3 separate regions of the Homo sapiens genome follow, and regions 2 and 3 are each linked to region 1. Evidence: chromatin loops called from intact Hi-C (ENCODE). Cell type or tissue: IMR-90. All regions are shown on one strand.

What was found. A loop is a pair of places that touch in the nucleus more often than their neighbours do. Peaks named below come from ENCODE experiments on the same cell type or tissue, not always from the same donor. Only the 100,000 strongest peaks of a DNase experiment are listed, where the experiment ranks them.
Region 2: it touches region 1 in a loop (2.2-fold over the local background); 5 of 110 quality-filtered maps call a loop at or near these places.
Region 3: it touches region 1 in a loop (4-fold over the local background); 8 of 110 quality-filtered maps call a loop at or near these places.

What each region holds. Positions count from the first base shown.
Region 1 is chr11:15,645,557-15,653,556 of GRCh38, forward strand. The region is part of intron 4 of LINC02751 (long intergenic non-protein coding RNA 2751); the gene reads left to right. Among named protein-coding and RNA genes, the nearest start is that of LINC02751, 97 kb to the left of the region's middle. RefSeq lists a silencer at 4,758-4,847. In IMR-90, a CTCF peak has its summit at 4,620 (motif pointing right); a DNase peak (open chromatin) is centred at 4,655; H3K4me3 peaks cover 613 bases; H3K27ac peaks cover 1,294 bases.
Region 2 is chr11:15,711,357-15,719,356 of GRCh38, forward strand. All of the region lies in intron 2 of LOC105376567 (a long non-coding RNA gene), which reads right to left. Among named protein-coding and RNA genes, the nearest start is that of LINC02751, 160 kb to the left of the region's middle. RefSeq lists an enhancer at 1-783. In IMR-90, no CTCF peak of the experiment used is centred here; DNase peaks (open chromatin) are centred at 3,465 and 5,405; H3K27ac peaks cover 656 bases.
Region 3 is chr11:15,983,889-15,991,888 of GRCh38, forward strand. SOX6 (SRY-box transcription factor 6) reads right to left here. Exons shown (of 16, transcript NM_001367873.1): 14 at 5,109-5,342; 15 at 2,316-2,532. Among named protein-coding and RNA genes, the nearest start is that of MIR6073, 18 kb to the left of the region's middle. In IMR-90, no CTCF peak of the experiment used is centred here; a DNase peak (open chromatin) is centred at 3,333; H3K27ac peaks cover 2,839 bases.

The DNA of each region.
Region 1 (8,000 bases):
CAAAGTACCAGAAATATATTGGGACCTGAAAAAATGCATGTAATCCTTTGAAGCTTGAGTCAGAACTCATAGTTCATCCGCTTCTCTATGCTATCATGAGGTTCAATTTCTAACAGATGAATGCTTAATCATAAAATGCCCCACATACCAGCTAATACGAAATTCATCATTTGGCCTTAGAGTGGGTTTTGTCAAGGCTTGATGTCATATACACACTTTAATAACACACATCAATAGTAATTTAATGAACATTTACTACATGTTGATCACTGTGCTAAGCATCTCATTTATTCCCATCATAAGATGACGAAAGGGAAGCTTGGAGATGTTGAGTGTCTTGCTCAAAGTCCCATTGCTATTAAGAGGCAGAGTAGGAGATAGAAGTCAGCACTAGGGTGAGATCAAAGCAAGTATACACCTGCGAAGCCTCGTATGGGTGCCACAGGTGAAACAGGTTTCATCTGGGAATGTACATTTGGCTTCTTCTATCCCCTTTTCAAATGCTAGGAAAAGTCAACATCACATTTCATATAGATGGAATTGTAGACTCAGAGTCAGAGACAGAGAAAACATAAGGATGATCTAGTTCAATGCTGCTCCCTTACAGATGCAGAAATGGAGGCGCAGAGAGGTTGCTTGACTTTCCCATGGTAAAACAGGATGAGAGTGTCTTACCTCTTATAGCTTATACATTAAGATAAAAACAAACATATAAAAACACAAGATTATCTTGTTTTGTTCTATCCTCATTTCTTCACATCCTGTGCCAGACATCAGCTCCCTCCTTCTCTTTCCTTTTTCTTTACTCATTTATGTATTGGTTCAACAAATGTTTATTGATGCACTATTGTGAAGTTACATTCAGGGAAGAGACAGGAATTTAGGAAGAATAAGTAATATAGAGCAAGAGAGAAAAAAGAAAAGTAAAGAGAAGAACAAAAAAAGTAACAGAGAAAGAAGTAGAGAGAGAAATAAATACAGAAAGAGAAGGAAGAAAGGAAGGAAGGAGGGAAGGAAGGAAGGAGAGGGAGGGAGGGAGGGAGGGATGGAGAGGGAAGGAAGGAAGGAAGGACAACATCAACTGGCCACTTTCTATTGGATAGACACTTTTCCAAGCATTTTACATGTATTAACTCATTTAATTCACCCAGAAACCCTATATGGTAGTCACTATTCTTATCTCCAATTTAGGATGAGGAGCCTGTAGCACAGAGACCTGAAATAAATCACCCAAGGTTGGAGGGCTGGAAGGTAGCAAGGCCAATATGCAAACCTGGCAGATCTGGCTCTAGAGGACTTAGTTGGGATCTATGCATGTAATCGTGTTGTAATGTCCTCCATTTGCCCTGATGGCCACTGGAAGTGGATTAGATACTTACAGTAAGAGCAGTATTGCTCCTGAGAGTCTTTATCATCTTTTCTCAGTGGAGAACCCTCATCACGATTTGTCATGGACCATCAGTGCCTAAGATGCGAAGGGAGAAATGTATTGCACATAAAACCATCAAGCAGAGGATCCTGTAAGGGAAAAGGATCATGGAATTTAGAGCCATGGGACCCAGGGTTTAGCTGTGTCCCTGCCACTCCCTAGCTATGCCATGGGATGAGTCAATCCATCTCTTCAACTGTCTGGCTCCTCATGTGGAAAATGGGAATTATAGTTGATCTGACCCTATCTACTTCAGAAAATCAAATTAAGGTGAAAGAAGTTTACAATATCAAACGTCAAAACCAGTGTGAAATCAAACACAACCACCAGTCTTTCTCTCCTTAATTTTGTGTAGATGTTTATTAAAATAGAAAGAAAGAAGCTCTGTGGGGTTGGGCGGTGCTGAATTTAGAATGAGGATGATGGAGAAAACCCAAAAAGGAAGGCTTAGGTGATGAGCTTCCAGTGGGTAAGGGGAAGAAGGTGGATTATTTAGGAAGAAGCAGAAAGGGCCCTGTGGATAGTTAATTGTCTTTGGATAAATGGATGGTTATAGTCATTCATTCATTCATTCAATTAGTATTTATTGAGTGCCTCCTATGTACCAATGACAGTGCTAGATACTGGGGTACAGTGGTTTAGAGAAGAGACACAGTTCTGGTCCTCATGGAGCTTGCAGTCTGCAGAAAGTCAGACACTGAACAAAGATGCACAGAATTTAAATGCATAATAATAAACTGTGACACATGCTATGAGACCAAGGAAAATAAGAATTTTCTATAAGAGAGAAAAACAGTATTGGGTAGGTGAGGACACACTGAAGGACTCAATGCCCTAATTAGTCAATGCCATAATTATGGGAATAATTCCCATTCTTCCTCCCCACCACTCACCAACTGCTATTTGAAAGGTCATAGGTCTCTGCTCCATACAGGCATGTACTATTTTAATTCAATAAGCAATCTTTTGAGTGCCCAATAAAAATATGTGGGTATATCCCCAGGCATCAGGTGTCAACCTGCCTTCATAGTCAGCCCTGGCTGCAGCCCCCTTTGATGGGATCCCTGCATATCATTTTTATTCCTATTTTACAGATTTAAAAAATGTTCACAATAGTTCAATGATTCATCCAAGACAACACAGCTAGAAAGTCCAGACCAGGGTTTAGGACTTTTGATAGCAAATCAAGGGCTTTTTCTGTTCACACAGAATAAAATCCTAACCCCACCAGGTCCAGGATGTCATGTCTTTGCCTCATCTCTTGCTACCTTCCCTCTTCTTTACCCTGCTTCATCCACACAGGCCTTCCTAGGATGCAAAAAGATTTTCCCTGCTTCAGAGGCTACGCATCAGCTCTTTTTTCCTATGTCTGGAATGCTCTTCCTTGATTTTTTACTTGGCTACCATCTTTTATTTTTAAATCAGCTTTATTGAAGCATAATAATAATAATAATAATTATCATTATTATTATTATTATTTTTGAGATGGAGTTTCACTCTTGTTGCCCAGGCTGGAGTGTAATGGTGTGATCTCAGCTCACTGTAACCTCTGCCTGTCAGGTTCAAGCGATTCTCCTGCCTCAGCCTCCCAAGCAGCTGGGATTACAGGTGCACACCACCAGGCCCAGCTACTTTTTGTATTTTTAGTAGAGACGGAGTTTCACCATGTTAACCAGGCTGGTCTTGAACACCTGACATCAGGTGATCCACCCACCTCGGTCTCCCAAAGTGCTGGGATTACAAGCGTGAGCCACTGAGCCCAACCTGAAGCATAATTTGTATGAATAAAATTCACTCCTTTTCAGGGTTCAGTTTGATGAGTTTTGACAACTTTATAAATACACTTAGGCAACCACCGTTACATTTCCATCACCTTGGGAAGTTTCCTCCTGCTCCTTTGCAGTCCATCTTTTGCCTATACCCCAGGCATCCTTTTCATATAAGATGCAGTCCATCTTTTGCCTATACCCCTTCCTCCTTTTCATCTAAGTTTCAGCTTAATTATCGCCTCTTCAGAGGCCTTTAGAAGCAATGCCTTCCCTGACCATCCAAAAGCTCTCTTCCATGCTCCTCCTCCTTCATTCTCTTTCAAAGAGTCTGGCTGTTCTCTTTCTTGCACTTACTACAAGATGTGCCCATTTTATCGACTTACTTGTTTGCTCTATTTCTGTCTTCTCCAAACAATATAACCTCCATAAGGGAAGGGTCGTTGTCTTTATTAATGCTTGTAACCCCAGGGCACAGTGCTTGGCACATAGTAGAATAAATATTTATTAAATGCATGAATGAATGCATGGATAAGTGGTACTGCATCCTTCTGTGTGCAAGTAGCTGAGGATTCATGGCTGAATCAGAGATGATTTCTATGCTTATGGAGTTCACAATCAAATGGAAGTCTTGTGACAGGCACACAGATAACACCGACACAGATAATCCCTAATGCTTGGATAATGCACTACTATGCACGTATAAGCCATTTACTGTGTGCCAGGCCTTGTTCTAATTCCTTTGTATATATATATTCACTCATTTTATCCTCATGGCAACCGTATATGGAAGTTACTACTGATATTGCTGGTTTAAAGATGAGGAAAACTAGGAGTTTTCCTAGTCAGGCTGAGTCACTTACCGCAGATAAGCTAGCTTGTGAGTGGAGAAGTCAAGATTTGGGACCATGCTATTTTGCAGGGCTGCCTGATCCATGCCCCAAGAGAGGGTCACATAAGGGATCCAGAGAATACGGAGAAAGCTGAAGGCAGGCCCAGCTCAGACTCAGGTCAGACTTGCAGGGCAGGCGAAGTTCTAACTCTGGAAACTGGAAACCGGGACAATTGTCTCTGGAAGCCCTACATCAGGTCCAGTTCAAGCAGCCAGAGACAGCCCTCCAAACCCAGGGGCAGGATTTTCAGGCCTCTAAAGGAGACTATAGCCGGATGGGGAGGGAGTGGCTTGCCCTCGTGCCCCTGTGTCCCCAGGGGTCCAGTTACCCCAGTGACAGTGCAAGCCAGAGCATCAGGGCTTCAGGTGGCCAGCTGAGTTGTTCCCACAAGGCTGCAACACGTATCCGGAACACATTGGGAACTGGGGCTCCAGGCCGAGAGGCCTGAGCGCCGCCTGGGGATCTGGTCCATCTGGGTGGCAGCTTCCCAGAGGCCTGCCGCGCTCGGCCTGCAGTTCTCCGCTGCGGACGGTAGGTGGCAGCGGGTCGTGAGAAATGGCCCTCGCCTGGCCCTGGCTGCGGAGACCCAGCCTGGAGAAAAACGTGGCTGGGCTTCGGCCGCCGAGCGAGGGAGAACCGCGCCCCCGGGGTGGGGCTTGGGGGCCGCCCTGGGACTCGGTGGCTTCTGCCCGAGCGGAGGTCAGCGAGGACCCGGGAGGCAGCGCCTGGATGGAGCTGGACGGGGAGGGCTCTGCTGGGGCTCCTGGTCCCCATGCGGCTGTGCTGTCATGGGGAGCCCTGGGGACCCTGGCACCCTCGTGAGGGCCCAGCCCGCCGACTCCTTAGCCAGAACTTGTGCCCAGCGTGGGAATTTTCTTCCTGAGCAAACAACTTTTTTTTTTTTTTTTTTAACTGAGGAAGAAACTGCCCTTCAGAGAGGTTAAGGGACTGGCTGTGGCCACATGGCTCTTGCGTGGCTGTGCAGTTATTAAAACCTGGTCCTGTCTGACGAGAATCGTGCTTTTTTCCACTGTGCCAATACCCAGTGGGGGATTCCCTGGTGTGAGCGCCTGGGGATAACGGGGGTGTCTTCTAGTCTGCATTTACAGTGAGGAACTCGGCTACGCCAGGGTGTGGCCATGGGCCCCCGCTCCCAGGCACTGTGCAGTGAGGGGGTGGCTGAGACGACCGCTGGATGGCCTTGGAGAGCCCTAATTCCCTCCCAAGCCCTAACTCTCCAGGCCCCCTGCCCTGGCAGCCTCTGAGCATTAAATCTGACCAGACCTGCCCCTGCAGGGTCTGAACTCCGGACGCCCCCCACCTCTGTCTACCTACTCTTATTGTACTGGATTTCAACCCGTCTCCCCACCTCTGACATTTGAAAGCACTTTTACTCTCGGGAATTCGTTAGCTCTTTACAACCACCCCGTAAGGCAAAAAAAAAAGAAGGGATGTTTACATTTACAGAAGAGGAAACCGAGGCCTCAGAGAAGTGATTTGCCAAAGGGTACCAAGCAAGTTCGCGGCTGAGCCGGGTCTTGAACCTTAGGTCTTCATAGCTGCCTCCTGCGACAAGGCGGGAGCAGCGCTGGTGCAGAGCTCTGGAGCGGCCGGCAAGCCGAGCAGCGGAGGCCCTTCCATGCCTCTTCCTCTCCCGGAGGCAGACGGGGAGCGGCCGACAAATTAATTCACGCTATCTTTACATTATGTATAATGCGGCATGATTTTATTTTGCTTCATTCCCGAAATCTTTTACAGTAATTAGTAGCGGAGTAAAATATAAAAATTAATGCAATATAACACTTTAATGGTAATAATACACTATCCTGTCTAATTAATAAAATCTGTTGTTTCCAAGCACGATTATTTATTTGACAAATTGATAGCACACATCCTGTTCATACCCTCTTTCCTAGCTCCCATCCTTTCAGTTTATCGAATAAAACTGTAGCAGGAAAATAAACAGATTGTCTTCTGACCTGACAAGCAAGTGAGAAATAAACCTCTCACTCATACATCCCTAATTGTTCTCAGCAATATCCTCTAACACATGTCCAGATTGCTTAAAAATGAATCTTGATTCCTCCCCCCCGCTTTTTTTTTTTTTTTTTAAATTGCGTCTCCTTATTTTAGAGAAAAGAGACCTTTCCTCCCTTTCCTCTGGGTAGTGTTTATATCGGGGCAGTTGGAGGGATATAAATTTTGTGACTGTGTTCAGAAATTCTGATGGCCTTGCTAACAGAGTGAGGCGATTGTTCAGGCCATGCCAAAGAGAGAGAGAGAGAGAAAGAAAGAGAAAGAGAAAGAGAGGAGGTCCGGGCTGCTCTGAGCCGCTGCCGAAGAACGCTGAACCCATCGCGAAGGCTGCAGGAGAGGATCAGCAAGGGAGCAGGGAGCAGTGAGGTTGCAGGATTGTCATTGGGAGTTGGCAAAAACGAAACTGGGGAAGGGGTTAGGGCAGGATACCCAGACCTGGCAGTATTTGCAGGTAGTACTAGGGAATAAGGAACAAGGTCCAGCATCATTATGTGTGGAACTTGGGATGAAACAACGATCTAATTACAAACCCGAATGCATGCTATTTTATGTAATACGGGGGCATTTTACATGCCAAGTGTGAAAATGCGAAAGCATTTTAAGCTATAAATAGGGCCTCAGAGATAGAGATACAGAGAGACATGGAGACAGATGGAGAAAAAGAGAGAGTCAGACAGAGACAGAGAGAGCACGCGAGAGCAGGACAGAAAGAGAGAGAGACTTACCATCTGCAGGTTATTTTGCAGCACTTTTCTCTGAAAGAAAAATTATGTGATGTGATCTGTGTTCGGGGAAAAGCTATGCTATCCTCAGCTTTCAAGCTACATTTACTATAATAAAAAAGGAAAAAAAAATCTCCAAGTGCACACAGGTGAAAAAAGTCACCCTCTCATGGAAACTGGCCTCAATACAGAAAAAGAGATACACACACACACACACACACACACCCCTGCTTGCACAATCCATGGATGAGTCTCCAGAGTCCTTTCTTTTGTATAGAAAAGTTCTACGATCTTATGGGCATTAGGTTCAACACACATACACACACACACAGACACACACAGGCACAATGCAGATATGTGCACATACCACCACTACACACACACCCTTTTGAGCCCAGGCCCTTGAATCAGTGCAGTCATGCCCCATTGGTGAGACTCCCCAGGCCACTTCCTGGGCCACCACAGTAATCCCTACCTTCCACTGAAGTCTGAATACTCTGATTTTATTACCCACCCCCACCTTTCTCTCTTGATCCATCTCCCCATCCCCACCACCATTGTGCTAGTGCATTATTTTAATAATAAAAATAATAATTTAAATAAAATTCTTCCAGGCTGGGCGCAGTGGCTCACGCCTGTTATTCCAGCACTTTGGGAAGCTGAGGCAGGTGCATTGCTTGAGCTCAGGAGTTCAAGAACAGCCTGGGCAACATGGTGAAACCCCATCTCTACCAAAAATACAAAAGATTAGTCAGATTTGGTGGCATGTGCCTGTGGTCCCAGCTACACGGGAGGCTGAGGTGGGAGGATGGCTTGAGCCCAGGAAGCAGAGTTTGCAGTAAGCCGAGATCACGCCACTGCACTCCAGCCTGGGCAAGAGAAAAAAAAAAAAAAAAACTTCCATAAAATAGGTGCTGACTCCAGTTTTTGCCAGCACACAGGTATGCAGAAGGTGACCAACAAGTTTGAATACTTTACCTTTCTGAAAGTGCTCCCCTATGAATTGTTTAAGGGCAAGGGTTACTACACTCACTTTATAGATAAGGAAACAGGTCATTTCTTTCTGAAGGGAAACAACTGGGATGTTCAGTGAAAAATCTTTACTGAACACTATGGGTGGGTCAGGTACTATTCAAATGCTTGATAGGCATTA
Region 2 (8,000 bases), 66 kb after region 1:
TGTCAGGAGGCCTGAGTAGCTCTAGAAAGCCATGTGGAAGGGGATGCTGGAGAGTGGTCCTAAAAGCTGCAGAGAGCCCGGGTGATAGAAGGGGGCTGGGCTTTTCCTCCCCGGTTTGAAGCTTTGAACCTCTTGGGCCCAGTAGGTGGTCAGCAGGGTTGGGAGCATTAGCATTTGTTTTTTCACTTTGATCCTTTGTCTTTTAAGTGTTGTGGAAGATCTGGCTGGCAGGAGCCTGACTCCTCCAAGAAGAAGGAGGGGGACACCTTGATTGATCTGAAGAAGAAAATGAGCATGAAAATGTGTCTTCAATAATAGGAAGCCCAGTCTCTTCTTAAAGCCCATTAATTGACTCATTCTTGACCCCACGCAAGTCATGTCCTTGCTCCTCCTGCCTCTAAATTTTCTTCGTCTACAAAGTGGGAGGGTTGGTCCAGTCCAGTGATTTTTCAAACTTCGCCTTTTAGCATCAGAATCTCATCTTTTTTCTTAATTCATACGCAGATGCCCAGTACTCAAAGCAAAGCACAGCTGCTCTGACTGAAGCTGGAGACAGGGATCTCAGCCTATTTGGCCCCCATCCTGAGGGCAGCTGAACCCCCAGACTCCAAGGAAGCCCTGGCAACACAGTTTAAAAACCTGTGGACTAGATGATATTTAAGGGCCCATTTTGTTCGAGTTTGTAATTCTAGATTTGTCACACAGAAAATTGATCCATGTGTAGCTGTTTATTCCATGTATCTGTAGGAAGAGAGAAAATACGGAGCCTCCTATTCCACCATCTGGCTGATATTGTCTCCCTTTATAATTCTAAAGTTGCCAGGCAAGGTGGCTCATGCCAGAAACCCCAGTGCTTCGGGAGGCCAAGGTGGGAGGATCACTGAAGGCCAGGAGTTTGAGACCAGCCTGGGCAACATAGTGAGACTTTGTCTCTAAAAAAATTAAAATAAATTCTAAAGCTAAGCCCTAGGAATTAGGGAGGGCAGGGACTCTAGTTCAGCTATATAAATGAACTGATTAAAAGTCAGAAATGGAAAATGATTTACCCAAGATGTAGGGCAGACTCTGTTTAAATATTTTAAATCTTGTTTCCTGGCTGGGTGTGCTGGCTCACGCCTGTAATCCCAGGACTTTCGGAGGCCAAGGCTGGTGAATCACCTGAGGTCAGGAGTTTGAGACCAGCCTGGCCAACATGGTGAAACCCTGTCTCTACTAAAAATACAGAAACAATTATCTGGGCATGGTGGCACATGCCTGTAATCCCAGCTACTTGGGAGGCTGAGGCAGGAGAATTGCTTGAATCCGGGAGGCAGAGGTTGCAGTGAGCCGAGGTCATGCCACTGCACTCCAGCCTGGGCAACAGAGTGAGACTCCATCTCAAAAAAAAAAAATCTTGTCTCCTGTTGTGCCTTCATGTGGAGATCATGCACTCTAGCCAAATAAGAATACTTCAAGCTCCCCAAATGCGCCATTTTCTATTATTTCTCCATGCCCATGTAAATGCTCTTTCTTCTACCTGCCATTTAGTAATTTATATTCTCATCAGACTATTGAAAATGGACATTTATTTTTAAACTTGGCTCAAGGGCACCTCTTCTGTGAAGACTGTCCACAATTCTACACCCTTTTTTTTTCTGCCTGCATAATGCTGTAGAGATGCTTGCATCATCATCCATCACCCAGAGGGCCATAGTCAATTTTGGCTGCTACAATAAAATACCTTAAGCTGGGTAATTTATAAACAACAGAATTTTTTGCTCACAGTTCTGGATGCTGGGAAATCCAAGATCAAGGTGCCAGCCAATTCGGAGTCTGGTAAAGGCCTGTTCCTCATACCTAGTGCCTGCTATGTGCCTCACATGGTGGAAGGGGCAAACAAGGGACCCTGGGCCTCTTTTATAAGGGCACTAATCCCATGATGTGGTTCAGATATCAAATCTCAGATTGAAATATGGTCCCCAGTGTTGGAGGTGGAGTCTGGTGGGAGGTGTTTGGGTCATGGAGGCAAATCCCTCATGAAATGCGCCCTGCCTGTAGTAATGAGTTCTCACTTTAATAGTTCACGTGAGAGCAGGTTGGACACACTTGCTCCCCCTTGACCTTCCACCATGACTAAAAGCTTCCTGAGGTCTCACCAGAAGCAGATGCTAGTGCCGTGCTTTTACAGCGTGTAGAATTGCAAGCCAAATAAGCCCCATTTCTTTAGAAATTACTCAGTCTAATAGCCAATTTCTATTATATATATTATAGGAATTGGGTTAGATAGATAGGAAAAGTTTTCCCTTTCCTCCCCATTCAAGGTGAACTTGATAGAACTAGAAGATCTAAGAAGGAAAATTTTTTTTTAAATGGAGGGGCTTTTTTTTTTTTTTTTTTTTGCACCATCTTTTGTATTCCAGATGGCTTGGGAGTGATGCACACTCCTTTTTTTTTTTTTTAGACGGAGTCTCACTCTGTTGCCTAGGCTGGAGTGCAGTGGTGCAATCTCGGCTGCAACCTCGCCTCCTGGGTTCAAACAATTCTCCTGCCTCAGCCTCCCGAGTAGCTGGGACTACAGGCGCTCGCCACCACCCCCAGCTAATTTTTTGTATTTTTAGTAGAGACGGGGTTTCACCCTGTTAGCCAGGATGGTCTCCATTTCCTGATCTTGTGATCCGCCCGCCTCAGCCTCCCAAAGTGCTGGGATTACAGGTGTAAGCCACCACACCCGGCCCCAATGCATACTCTTTCTGGTAATGAATTGAAATCTCATACCATTCACTGGTCACAGCCTCACATAATTTCCATGACAGCCTTCAAAGCCACATCCCCACAATTTAGCACTACTCAGAGCACAAGAGGCCTTTGCTCAATGGCCTATTGATATCTGCCTGCTTTCTGCAGACCAAGATCTTGGGCCAGATGTGAGGGGCAGGTACAGGGATAGGGAAAAAGTTATATTCAGATATCAAAGGAGAGAACTGAAGAGTAGTTACTTACCCTAAGTCTCCTTGGGATGATGGTGCTTCCACCACTGAGATCTCTAACAGAGAGGAACGGAAAGAGGCATTGTCTACGGAAACCTGGTCAAGACGTTGGTAAATTTCCTCAAGCTTCTTTTCACTCTATGATAGGCCAGAGTTCAGGTCTTTAAAGAATGTTGAGTTTGCACTATTTGCCAAGCACCATGCTAGGCTCTGGGGCATCAAAAGTGAAAAACTACATGCCTATTCTCAAGGGTCTGCAGGCCCAGATATACTGCACAGGATCCCTGAGATCTAAGTGCTTCCTCACCAGAATTATCAATGGAATTCTGAACCAAAAGTGGCAGAGAGGGAATCAGTTTTTCTGGCTCCTTCATTCTTTTGTCCACATTCTTTGTTGTTCACTGATCTGGTCATGTTTTTATTTGAGAACTGAAACTATTTGCAGTGCATTCTCAGTCTTTCATCGGCAATTGCTCAGTTTTACTGACTTCATCAGCTGTGCTTACAATACTCAATTGTATTTACATTGCTTTAGCCTCTTCTGTCCTCGTTTGCCACTGAACCAGCACATAAAAATGCAACTCTAGTACAATGGAAACAGACTATGATTCTCTTCAATGATGTCTCTCATTAATAACTGTGGCCCAAAGGAAGAATCAATTAAATGAAATAATATATACAACATATTAAGACTGTGTCAGGCATGTAGGAGGCAGCCAATATGTGTTAGCCATTGTCATTAGAAATATATACATATCTTTCAAATCGACGGTTACCTGGAAGAAGTCCCATTATTCAAAGTCCTTCTTGGCTCTCAACATCAAGTGGCCTCTTGACTATTGCAGCTGGGGTTTGGGCCACCTGCTTCCGACTGCTGCTGGTTTCTCTGATTAGCATTTTCATTCCCACCTCAAGTGGGTCATGTCTGCTCTTCACTCATTACCCCACCCTTACCTTGAACTGTCAATGGAGGTAGAGAAATGTGCATTACCCATTAAATTTTAATCATACATTGAGGGCAATGTAAGGCCATTCCATTCAACAAATGTTACGAGCACTTGCTGTGTGCTGTAAGCTGTGCTCAGTGTTGAAGCTATAGAGATAAATGAATCACAATGCCTGTCTTTCAGACACTCCAATATGTAAACAAAGTGAAGAATATTGACTACATTCAGTTGTGAATAAAATGTTCCCTTGCATTATGGTGAGTGTTTCTGGACACTCCTGTTTAAATGGAACCATCTCAACTACAAAGAAGACCTAGCAACATCCCTGATTTTTTCCACAATCAAAACAAAACAGTATGGCATAGTATTTAAGGCAGATAAGAGAATTGTTAAACAACTATTTTAACTCACTCCCTCTATCACCTCCTATGGGAAAAGTGCTCTTTTGCCCCCATTCATCTTGGGCGTGGGGCATGATTCTGTACTGGTAGAAGAAACAGTGTCTAAGTTCTGAGCCTAGGATTTGAGTAACATTATACGTTTCCACTTACTCCTCTAAGAGCTTCAAACCTCCTCCATGAGAAGAACATTCCCCAGAAAACTGCTACTGGATAGCCTGGGCTCACAGTAAGATGTGTGGGACAGAGCTGAACTTGACTTCAGGCCTGAAACACCCATCCCAGCCCCTTGTGAATGCATGTGCTAGACATCAATGCTAGCTTTTTTTGTGTCCTGAAATCCTGTGGTTGTTTGCTACACAGAAAAAGCTGCCTAATTCTGTGTTCAAGATCCCTTGCACTTTGCCTACTATCTCTAGCCTCATCTCTTTTTAGCCATACCAAACAACTCACCTCTTCCCAAGCCCACTGTGTTCTTTCAAATTTCCATGATATTTCTTGTGGAGTTTCCTCCGTCTGGAATTGTCTTCTTCGTCTACTCAATGTTCAAAGCCAGAATAAAATTCACACATTTCACTTTTGTAATGATGCTTTTCTCTATCCATCCTTCTCTGAACCAAAACACAAAAAACAAAGAAAAAACTAATAACAGTTTGTTAATTCATTCAATGGGCATATGGTCAGGGGCATGCTCTACAGCATGTTTATGGGCTTCTTCCTCTACGTGAATCCCAAGCTCTTTATCCAAATCCATTATAAGCCCTTGTCACTTTGCACTGCAACTGGCTGTTTAGAAGGCCTGCTCCCACTAGCCATTGTCTCTTCTAGTGCGGAGGCTCTCTCTTTTATCTCTAGGTCTGGGTGTGAGGACACACACAAAGTAAATGTCAGTTGAATTCAATCTCCCTAAAAACTTACCAGTTGACAGGTAAAAATAGCCAGTTCTCTGGTAGAGAGAAAAAGAGGTCAGAAGGACCCACAGCTGGGGCTGATGTTGCTTCCACCTGCAGGCCTGGCCCTGCCCCAGTTCCAAACCAAATCTGACTAAGGCAGGAAGTCCTCAAGCATCTTCAGAATCCAGTCCAATGGGGCTTAATGTTGATTCTCTCTGTTTATTAGCCTCATCTGTGAGTCATTTCCCAGGCACTGAGTTCAGGATTCCACTGTTTTTCCCAAGTTGCCTCTCCATTGGTCTGGCGTGGGGGTGGTTTGTGTTAACCACCAAGCTTCTGTGCTGCCCTCCCGTCACCTCCAATTAGCTAGGGTACCTCTAGAGAACTCAGGTTTTCAGCCAAGACTTTTTACTAGGTGCTTTCTGGTGTAAGACTAGCCTGTTTGGTCCCAAGTTCAGGTAGCTTCTCTAGCCACCGATTTCCTCTAAGGGGCAAGAGGGACCTGCTTTGCTCCTGCCAACCCCTCTCCAGTTAGTGAGGTTCTGCTCCTGATGCTCAGCTGGTCTCTGGGAGTTGCTCTCTATACCAGCTACCTTGGACTTTGACAATTGAGTGTAAAATCTTCAATAGAGTTTGGTTACTGCAATTACCACTAAATATTCAGCTCTTTGAGAGTAGGGACTTTACTCCAATATATGGATGGGGCCTGTTTTCAATATGCCACTGAAAAAACACTGAATGAATAAATGAAACGATGAACACCCAGCCTCAGAGCTCCCCTTTCATAGGATAAGGGAACAATAGAGTGAAAACAGCCATTTGAAACAGTCTTAAATTTCATGTCTGTCTCCCTCATCTTCTTCTTGTCTTGCTGATCCTAGCAATTCCCATCTCAGCCTAAGCTCCTGCATCTCCATCACACTACCCCCAACTCCTAACCCCCAACCAGTTTCTCATCTTAACTATTTTGGCCACTCCCTTTTGGCATAAAGATGAATGTTCCTTGTGGAGTGAACATGTGTGAACCACCTGTGAGGTATGTTCCCATCTGCTGAGGTCTGGAACCATTGTCCTTAAGTCCTGCTCTCAATGGAAGCCCTAGAAAAATATGTCAACCATTTACACTCTGTCTCCAGGGCCAAATTTGAGTGTCAACTCTCAACCATAAGTAGAAAGGGCTGCACCATGGGCATTTTGCCTGTTTTGACAGGAGAACCTCTGCTTCTGCCTTTAGCCCCTGCATCTATTTCAGCTGCATCCCTTGCTCCACCCGAAACACACACCACACCATCATACTGAGGTGGTTGAGTCAAGGGAACCAACTGGAGGAGGCTTTGGCAGAACTCAGAACTTCCCCATTGCCCTCTAATGCCAAGGTGATCAGCCCAGCCTCACTGTTAAATTCCAATATGGGATAGAGAAAGGGAGACAGCCTAGGAATCTTGCTCCCTCCCCTGGACTGCCGGTTTCTGTTCTCACAGCCCCTGAAGCAAATGATTCTACTAGGAGCCCCCCATATAAGATCCCACCCCATCTAGAAAAGGGGAGAGAAGTCTAAGACCACACCCCAAGTCAAGCAAGAGCAAGTCCCCATCATGAGGAATGTAGACCTTTAGAACTGGGACCAGTGAGAGCTTCAGAGAGATACCAAGAAGCAGATGGCACAGGCAGCATTTATCCTTCACTCAAGAAACAGCTCTGAATTTTTCAGTGCAGATTCAATCAGCTGCTGAGGAGTCCCCAGCTCCAGGAGCTGCAGGGCTGGCAGTATGTCCCTAGGAAACAAAGTCGTGGAAGAAGAGTGCCTTTGGAACTCTTGTGAATCACCTAATCTCAGAATCATGAGGACTAAAAGGGCCAGAGAAAAATTGCAATCTAGCTAATCCCCTAAAACATCTCTGATAGGAGGTCTTTTTATTTTAGAACACCTCAGTCAACAGAGACCTCGCTACTTCCCAAAACCATACACAGTGTCACACATTGTGTTCTTTCTTAAATTGAGCTGAAGTCTGCTTGCATGTCAGATAAAGTGTTAGATGATCTCTCAACTCCTCCGTCTAAGCTCCCATGATGCCCCAGCTCTGGGGGGCCCAGAGCATCCCCCAGATAGTCTAATAATCCCCAGTTTACTACATTTTTCTAAAATGATCAGGATCTTATTTCTCTTTAAATGTCCCTTTGGGGCTAAGAAGAGTGTCTAATAAGAAGATAAAGTTGTGAGTTCAGAAGCCCATTTTAGGTCATTAAAATACTCTGATGTCTTCAAGGAATTTATTTACACCCCAGCCAAAGGGGAAACATCACCCCAGCTTAAGTTTGCCAGTTCCCCCCAATTCTGGGTCAGTGCAAAGGACAGACCCCACCCCACAATGCTCCCTTTTCCCCCTCCTCCACAACTTCACGTCTGCACACACTTCTCATCTCTAACACCCCTTTGCCACTGGGGCTGTCTTTTGTTACATGCAAATTTCACATAAAATCCTTCAAATGAAAACAGGTACTTTTCATTTTGCTCCCATAAACAGACACTTTCTAAATATTTAGACATCTGTATATAATGCCCTTAAACTGTTTGTTCTGAAGCATAAATAGGTATCTCCGTGTTTGAGTTAGTGTCTGATATGTTTCTCATTTAAGGAGAAAACATAAAAAATAATTGGAATAACTACAGCCAGGAACAATGCTTACACAGCATGTCAGTGTCTTTTATTGTGTCTTAAAGTAAAAGCTTCAGTTGTAAGAGTCTTTCTCCCCCATCAAACAGAAGCACAGCTCTTGTCTGCTAACCCTCCACAG
Region 3 (8,000 bases), 340 kb after region 1:
AGAGACTTCATTTTCTCCAAGTGCTAAGAGCTCTTGCTCAGATGGCATAGCCACACTCATGACTGCCAGCATAGGGCTATGAGGCATATTTTGAGACAAAGTAGTAAAGACAGTTCCTCAGTCATTTGGCATGATGGGGGCCAATACCTGAATTTGAACCTTTGCTCTTTATCACCTTTCTGTAGCCATAGAAACTCTCTAAAACTCAACTTCTTTATCTTATTTAGAGAATTATGTGACTTATATATCTAAAATCCTAGTATACACTAGATAGTCAATAAATAATAGATGTTATTAAATTGTTTTAGTTTTTTATTTTTACATGCATTGGTACATGTTGTGGTATTTTGATCTAGAGCTGTTTTAATGTACCCTTTAGTAAAGGGAACTAAATTCAATAGTATTACTGCAACTCATATTTTCAAATAAGTATTACACCAAGGTATTAAAACAGCACCTTTAGTAGCCTTCCAGACTGGCGGAACAGCCCCACTATGTATCACTACATACACAGGGAACATGACTGAGGGAGGGCAGGAATCACAAGAGGTCCCAAACTTAAACTTTGGATTGTTCAAAAGAGATTATACACAATCTTAGAGGTGTACTAACGGGATTAAAAGAGAATGTTTATCACATAATCTTAAAGTGGACTATGAATTAGTATTTTTCATAAATCCTCTAATTATCAGCTGAATAGCCCAATTATACCACATTGCCCTTTTTAGCGTTAAACGCATTACCTTTAAAAATGCAAACATTTATAATACAGAGGAATTTGATAATCCTATTTTGTCATGTCTTCATTTATTAACATACTGGGATCTTTTATAATAAAGTGGCTTAAGCTTCTCTCTACCTCTAAAAGGTTCTGCCATGGTATAAAGAAATTCACTGATCATCTGGTGTGATATAAAATATGGTTTTCTGTGATAGGAAATACATATTAAATAGTAATGATAATGCTAGAGTTCACCTTTATTGATATCGTATTAAGCACTATATAAAGTACTTTTAAAAGCGTTGCCTCATTGGATCTTCTCAACAATCATACAAGATAGTTTCCACTATTCATTTCATTTTACACATGAGAAAACAAAAGTTAGAGAAGTTTAATAACTTGCCCAGGTAGGTGGCACAGTCAGTATGTGAACCCCAGAAGTCAAACTCCAAAGCCCACGCTCCTCCCGAAAACACTGCAGTGTATTGCACAGATTCATGACCCAGACTACGTTCATTGGCTTTGTTTTCTTACTCTATTTACTATTCCTTTTAAACACATGCTCTGAAAACAACTTTTTGTTCCACAGGGTTACCTCTTGAGTGCCCTTAAAAGTGAATAGCTCTTGGCTTCTCCTTTAAGGTACCTCTTTTTCTACCTTCAAGTGAAGCTCTCTTAGTTTCCTGGCACAGCACAGCTCCTCAATTCTCCTCCAACTTCACAGCAAATGCAACTTCCCTCTTGCTTACTCTGCTTCTCTCTCTCAAGCTCTTTCCCAAGTGTTTCCCTACTCTGAGTCCAGCTGCTTCAGGTCTGTGCCTCAAATGGCCCTCTGGATTTGCCACCCTGCTGTGCTTCTAGGTCTGGGTATGCTGGAATCTACAGTCATCTGCATCCCCACTTATCCTGACTACTGTGGTTATGAGGGGCCTCTTTTGAATGCAGACAGCCAGTCAGCCAAGTTGAAATTTATACCAGAAATCTATTACCTAATTTTTAAACAAAATGACATGAAATCAGACTTGAAGATATCAAAAGCATGTCTAGTTTCTGATTTAAGCAAGAAAATACACATTGTTACTGCTCCCACCACAGAATAATTTACTGCAACAGGAGTTCTGGATCTTATGCCAAAAATGAGGTCCTCTAACCAATGTCGAGGCCAATTATCTTGTGGTAGATCCCACAACAAAAGCAGACTATTGTGATTAGAGTCAGAAGCACCACCCAGAGAAGCTGGAAAGCTTATGGGGATTTCTTAAGGTTAGTTTTTATTTTTCCTCCCTGTGTATCTGCTTAAATAAACTACCAGAAACTCTGTGTGTGGCCACTGAGCATCTTAAATTGGCTTGGGAGACAATGACAGGGGTGATCAGCTGGGAGTGAACTGTTCCAGGTTTGGCTTGATTTGAGCAAAAGCCATGGTGCAAGGCAGTGCCCCTATGACACAGCAAAGATTCTCATGGCCAAGCCCCTTCAGTATGCCACAACCTCCTCTTTCCCTAATCTCCTTCCCAAACATACTGCCAGTAGCCATCCTATAGTTACTTACCGCAAAAGTAAAGCCCAGGTGGCTAAATTCAGGAATACTTACCCCACAGTAAAGAACTGCCTCATCTCCTGTCTCCGAGACCTCATCAGTTGCTTATACTCCCCAATCCGAAGCTTTTTGCCATCAACAATGCAGGTGCGTTTCGGTCGGGGTTTGTATTTATAGTTTGGGTACTTCTCTAAGTGGATCTTGCTTAGCCGGGCCTGCTCTTCATAATAAGGTTGCTTCTCCTGGTTGGACATTGATTTCCAGCGAGATCCTAGAAATAAAAATAGCCTTAAGTACCCAAGTGGTCAAGGCAACATATTCTAGGCAAACACAACTAGATATACCTTCCCATCACTTCACTCATCTGTGCGCTGGGTGGCTCCAATTCCCACATACCACTGGCTGTCCCAACTATACTTTTAGTCTATAACACAAAGAACAATTTTGCGTATGATACTTTCTTGTGTTATTTATCTCAATAGTTTAAGACTGATGCTACTATAGTATTTTAAAATATATCTTTGCTGCTTAAAGATCATTGCCTACACCAAGGTCTTTCCCCATCCACCTGCCTACCCTCTCAACAGGGATAAAAGGCTAAACCTCCTAAGCATACTTTTGAGCATGACAGGATTCTCAGGAAAAGCTTTGTTTGTCCTAGAAATTCAAACATCTCCCAAACTCCAAGTATCTTTAGTGAAACTATCCTTTGACAAGATGTCAGCAGATGTTGAAATCATTCCATATATAAAAAACTACTGTGCACAAGTCTGCCATGGCCTAGGTAATTAAAAAACCTAAGCTCTACCTAAGAAGTTATAGCTTTAGAACCGGAAGATACCATTGGAATTATATATACCATTTTCAAGTACTATAAACGCTCATTCAAAGCTGTACCAATAAAAGTACAAAAATTTTAATACGGTTTATACAGGAAGAAGGATAAGTATTCACTTCTCTAATATTGTTTATAAAGAATTATCTAAACACTTGATGAAGAGGGGATGTGTTTTTTTACATGTATCAAATTGCATTTTTGTGTCTCGCTGGTGAATAAAGCGGTAACAGCTGTGCAGACTGGATGTTAGCGATTCTTCAGTGGAGATTTTTCATACATAAACAAATGGAAAAGTTGTACAAATATTCTCTGCAGCCAGCAATATCCTAGTCTGCTTTAATAGCACATGCATCCCTGCTCTTTCCTGATTGTTGTTCAAAAGTTGTGTAGAAGGCCTAAGCAGATAGGCTTCTCTGTGTTCTGCTGGTTTCCAGCAGCTTAAAGCCCCAATTAACGAAGAATTCTTGGTGCTCTTGAAACGCTTGCACTTAAAACTTTACATTTTAATGAATATACTTACTATATTCCTAATAATTTTTTCACAGAATGCACACAAATAATATAGATTCCCCACAGCTGCCAAAATGGAAACAGAGAGGCTCTGTGCCCATCTGAAGGCTTACTCATATTGCTACTAAAAGGGCAGAAAAATATGAAAATCTTCAAGTTAGATATAAAACTGTAAGGCCAGAGAAGCACTGATTTTTTTTTTTTTTAGAATGTCATTTAACTAGAAAAAAAAAAATGTATGTCCACTAGGAACATTTTGGTTTGAAAGATATTTAAATTCAAAATAACATCCCTATGCATAACTCTGAAGCTCTAAAAATAAAAACCACACTTAATTGTAATGACATTTAGTATCCATTTTGAAATTAGAAAATCAAAAAAAAAAGAAAAACATATTTAACATTTCACCACTATTTGATCTTATGTATGTTTTAAATTTTTCTTAGAGGTCACTGCCTCAAAATGCCTCAGAATCAAGTTAAATTATTTATACAGTGACAAAACATGTGTATCTGTGCATGTCCAGATCACTGATATTTACTCAGGTTAAATATTTATTACTTTTGAACAAAACATTTAAAAAATTAAAACCACAGTTTAAGTCTCTAATGTTTTTCAGCTTCTTAAATGGCTTCCTTTGAGATTTTGTCACATCGTGACAGCTTTAAGTAGAGCAGTGCCTTCTGTGTTTTTCCTTTTTAAAGAGGAAACATGTTGACTGTAATGCTGCATGTTGAATAAAATATGTTTAACATGTTGAGCACAATAATTCCAAGCTGTACAATCCACACTAGGCAAGCTCTACACTAATAGAACAAGGCTTGAGTTTAATCCTGAGAAATAGAGAATCACTCTGGCAATTTACCACAAACTGGGCCTCTCCCCTGCAGCTCGTGTGTTCAGCTCACTGCTATGAAATTTGAACTAGTCATATCTTATTAAAATAATTGTAGATTTATTTTACAAGTTTTAAAGTGATCATCAGAGGCACTGTTTTGCACTCCATGAATTTCATACCATTTTGGGTTTCTAGTCCTTGATGAATTCTTTCAGTGGGACATATAAACCCAAGAACACTAAAGCAGAAAACTGTAGGGTCTATGAGTACTTCATAGCAACATATGAATTTAAGAGAACTGCACAGTAAAAGGAGATAAAGCTTGTCTCCACGATTCTTGTTTAGCAGTGACCTCTCAAGAGTTGCTAAATTCACAGTATTAACACATACTATAAATAGTTTTGTCTCTGAAATAAGTGTTCAGACAGTCCTGCCCTGGCACCTGGTGGATATAATAACTCCCAAACCTACATGCCACATTATGGGGTGGGGGAGGCAGACGTGATGACGAAGGCTCCTGCGGCAGCTGGCTGACCTTCGTCTAACTTGCGCCCGCCACAATCTCCCTTAGGATCCTAGTTATCCCCTTGCTTCCCACCCTGGTGGCACTCATGGGATTTGCAGGGGAGAAGATCAGCTTTAGCTGCACTGCTGCACTCACCTAAGATTTTGCTAATGTTGGAGTTATGCATGTCGGGGAAGGCCTGAAGGATTTTTCTCCTCTCATCCTTTGCCCAAACCATGAATGCATTCATTGGTCGCTTAATGTGTGGCTCGCTGCTGGCACGGCCGCGGGCGTCCCTGTAGACTCGTGCTTCAGCCACAGTGGCACCTCCTGTTGGCCAACAATAATACTGCTGTAGTTTAGCTGCAGAGCCATTCATTGCTTTACTTCCTGTAATGTCAGGGCAGGAAGAACAAGATGAGTGGAAAGCGTTATTTTGTGGATAATGTCACACAGCTTGCCGCCTGGGTCAGCTGTTTTCCCCAGGTCCTCCTCTTCTTTTCTAAGTGACTTCTTGGAAGTAGAAGGCAGGTTCAAATGACAGTTCTACAGGCTCTTCTGATGTAGCCCTCAAAGACACACTAAGAATTAATTTTGTGTGTGTTTTATACACCCTACCACATTTACTACAATAAATGGTAGGTGATCACAGAGCAATGAATGACATTACCTTATGGTAAACTTTCCTGCTGTAATTCCTTTCTTCAAAAACATGCTCTTACTGGTCATTTTAGACTCATTTGCCCCAGATCACAACCACTCTATATGTTTCCCAAAAATAGAATTGTTTTTCACAATATTGTCTTGACCTGTGCTCTTCTCACTGCCTAGAAGACACTTCTCCTACTCTTTCATGCTAAATCCCATTCAACCTTCAATCATGTTTCATGATTGAATGAATTAATTCAATGAAAAATATTTATTGAGCAATTACTATAACCTAGGTTTTATGCCAGGTGCTAAGGAGACCATGGTAAATAAAACAGCTCCTGCTTTTAAGGAGCTCACAGTTCAGAGTAAGGACAGACAATTATAACAAAGTGGGTGAGAGGTGCTACAATACTGACATTAACAGGGCACCAAAAAAGCACCAGATAGAATGGTCAGCTAGTGCTTCCTAGGAGATGTGATGTCTAAACCGAGTCTTCAAGGATGAATAGGAATCAACAAGTGAGTGGGAGAGGGAGTAAAGTCTGATGGGAAGGGTAATTCAGGGTAAAGGAACAGCACTTGCAGTGATGCTCCCCAGGCTGCACTCAGTCCTCTTGCTTTCAGGAGACATGCCCCATAGTAATTATTGTTTATGTGACTATCTCCCTCCTTTCCACTCCTCTCAGGAATACGAGATACCTAAAGTTAATGATTATGCTGTACTTATTCTTGTATCCTCAGGATTTTTCACATAATAGATAATAAAATATTCATTAAGCAAAGATTATTTGGTTTTCAACTCATATGCAAAAGTCATAGACTAAGAGGCATTTATTTCAAGCGTCCTGTTCTATTTTTCTGTTGTTTAAGGGTAGTTCTTTAACATCTATGAAACTATGCCTAAATTCCTGATGCTATATAATTTCCAAAGAGCTGACTCTAGTAACATACTAGATTGAAAGCTCCCTGAAGATAGGGCAAGGGATGGGTCTTATTCACTGCTGTATTCCTAGGATTCAATAAAGTACTTGGCACATAGGATTTCAATTAGTAAAATATGTTATATTAATGCATGAATGAATAAATAAATGAATGAATGAACATAGTTCTTACTTGTTTTCATGCACCCTATACCAGGGCGATATACTGATGTATACTTTGTGATGTGGCAACTCCTGAATATCTCCTACAGACTGAGAACTTCTATAATTAAAGGTAAAGTGGTCAGACTGATAGCCTCAGACAAGGCTTCTACCGCATAACAGGAAAGTCTACGCCCAGAAGTTTAGAAGCAAAATATACATTAAAACCAACATTTCTATTTTCTGGAAAAAGTAAATCCTTTCTGCTCAGTGAAGTTATTATACAGGACCAACATGATTCAATCAATCTCTGGCCCTTCCTCTCTATTTTTAGATACCTTGGTTAAGTAGACATTTGTTTGTGTCAAAGCCAGTAATAAATTACAACATTATAGTGCACTATTATTTAGCAAATATGGTTATCATTTACTGCAAACAAAAGACAGTATAAAAGGGTGGGATTGGCTAACATGAATTTTTTTCTAAACAGGAAGGAGGGCAGAAAGGCTACTTTCTGAAGATTATACAAAAATAACATATTTTATAAACAGCCCTTCTTTTAGGCCTACTAGACAGAATGATCCTTTACATGAAAAGTCTTAGATCCCAAGATGCATAACTAATATGATACCTTTTTGCCACGATACCCACAGTACATTAATTTCATTTAAAATGCACTGACCATACAGGATAAATTGATTTCACTTTATATGGGTTTGACAGCCATGTTTATTGCGCAGTGAAATGTAGTGTAGCTTCCAGCTGACAATATCCATCAACACAGGGCAATATGCTGACTGCTGGGCCAGATGAAGGCATACATTACTCTGGAAGTGAAACACTCATTCAGATACGACAGTGTCTTCTCCTGAGGATCACCATGGTAATTTATGATGCCCTCAGTGCCATTACTTTACAACTGACATGGATTCAGCAATTTATATACTGACATGCATTCACATAAAAGGAGACAGGTTTGTGGAGAATGTCAGATGCAAAAACATTTCAATATTATTCTAAGTTAACTGCTATGCCACAGGTGATTAACATTTGAGCCTGCTTTTACTGTTGTAGCTTTCTCTCCACCTCTAGCAAAACCAAATAGTCAGCTTCCATTTATTTCTTCATTTAAAATATGTATTTCATCGTAAATGGGAAGTTTTACTGTCTCAAAGACTGACAGAGATCATAGTGGATTTTTAGATGCTGGCTTTGGTATAAACATTCTAGATTCTCTACTCCATACCAATAGAGTCTCCCAGATATGCCATACATATGCCCAATCTCTCTCCCACACATGCTGTACCACAGTCTT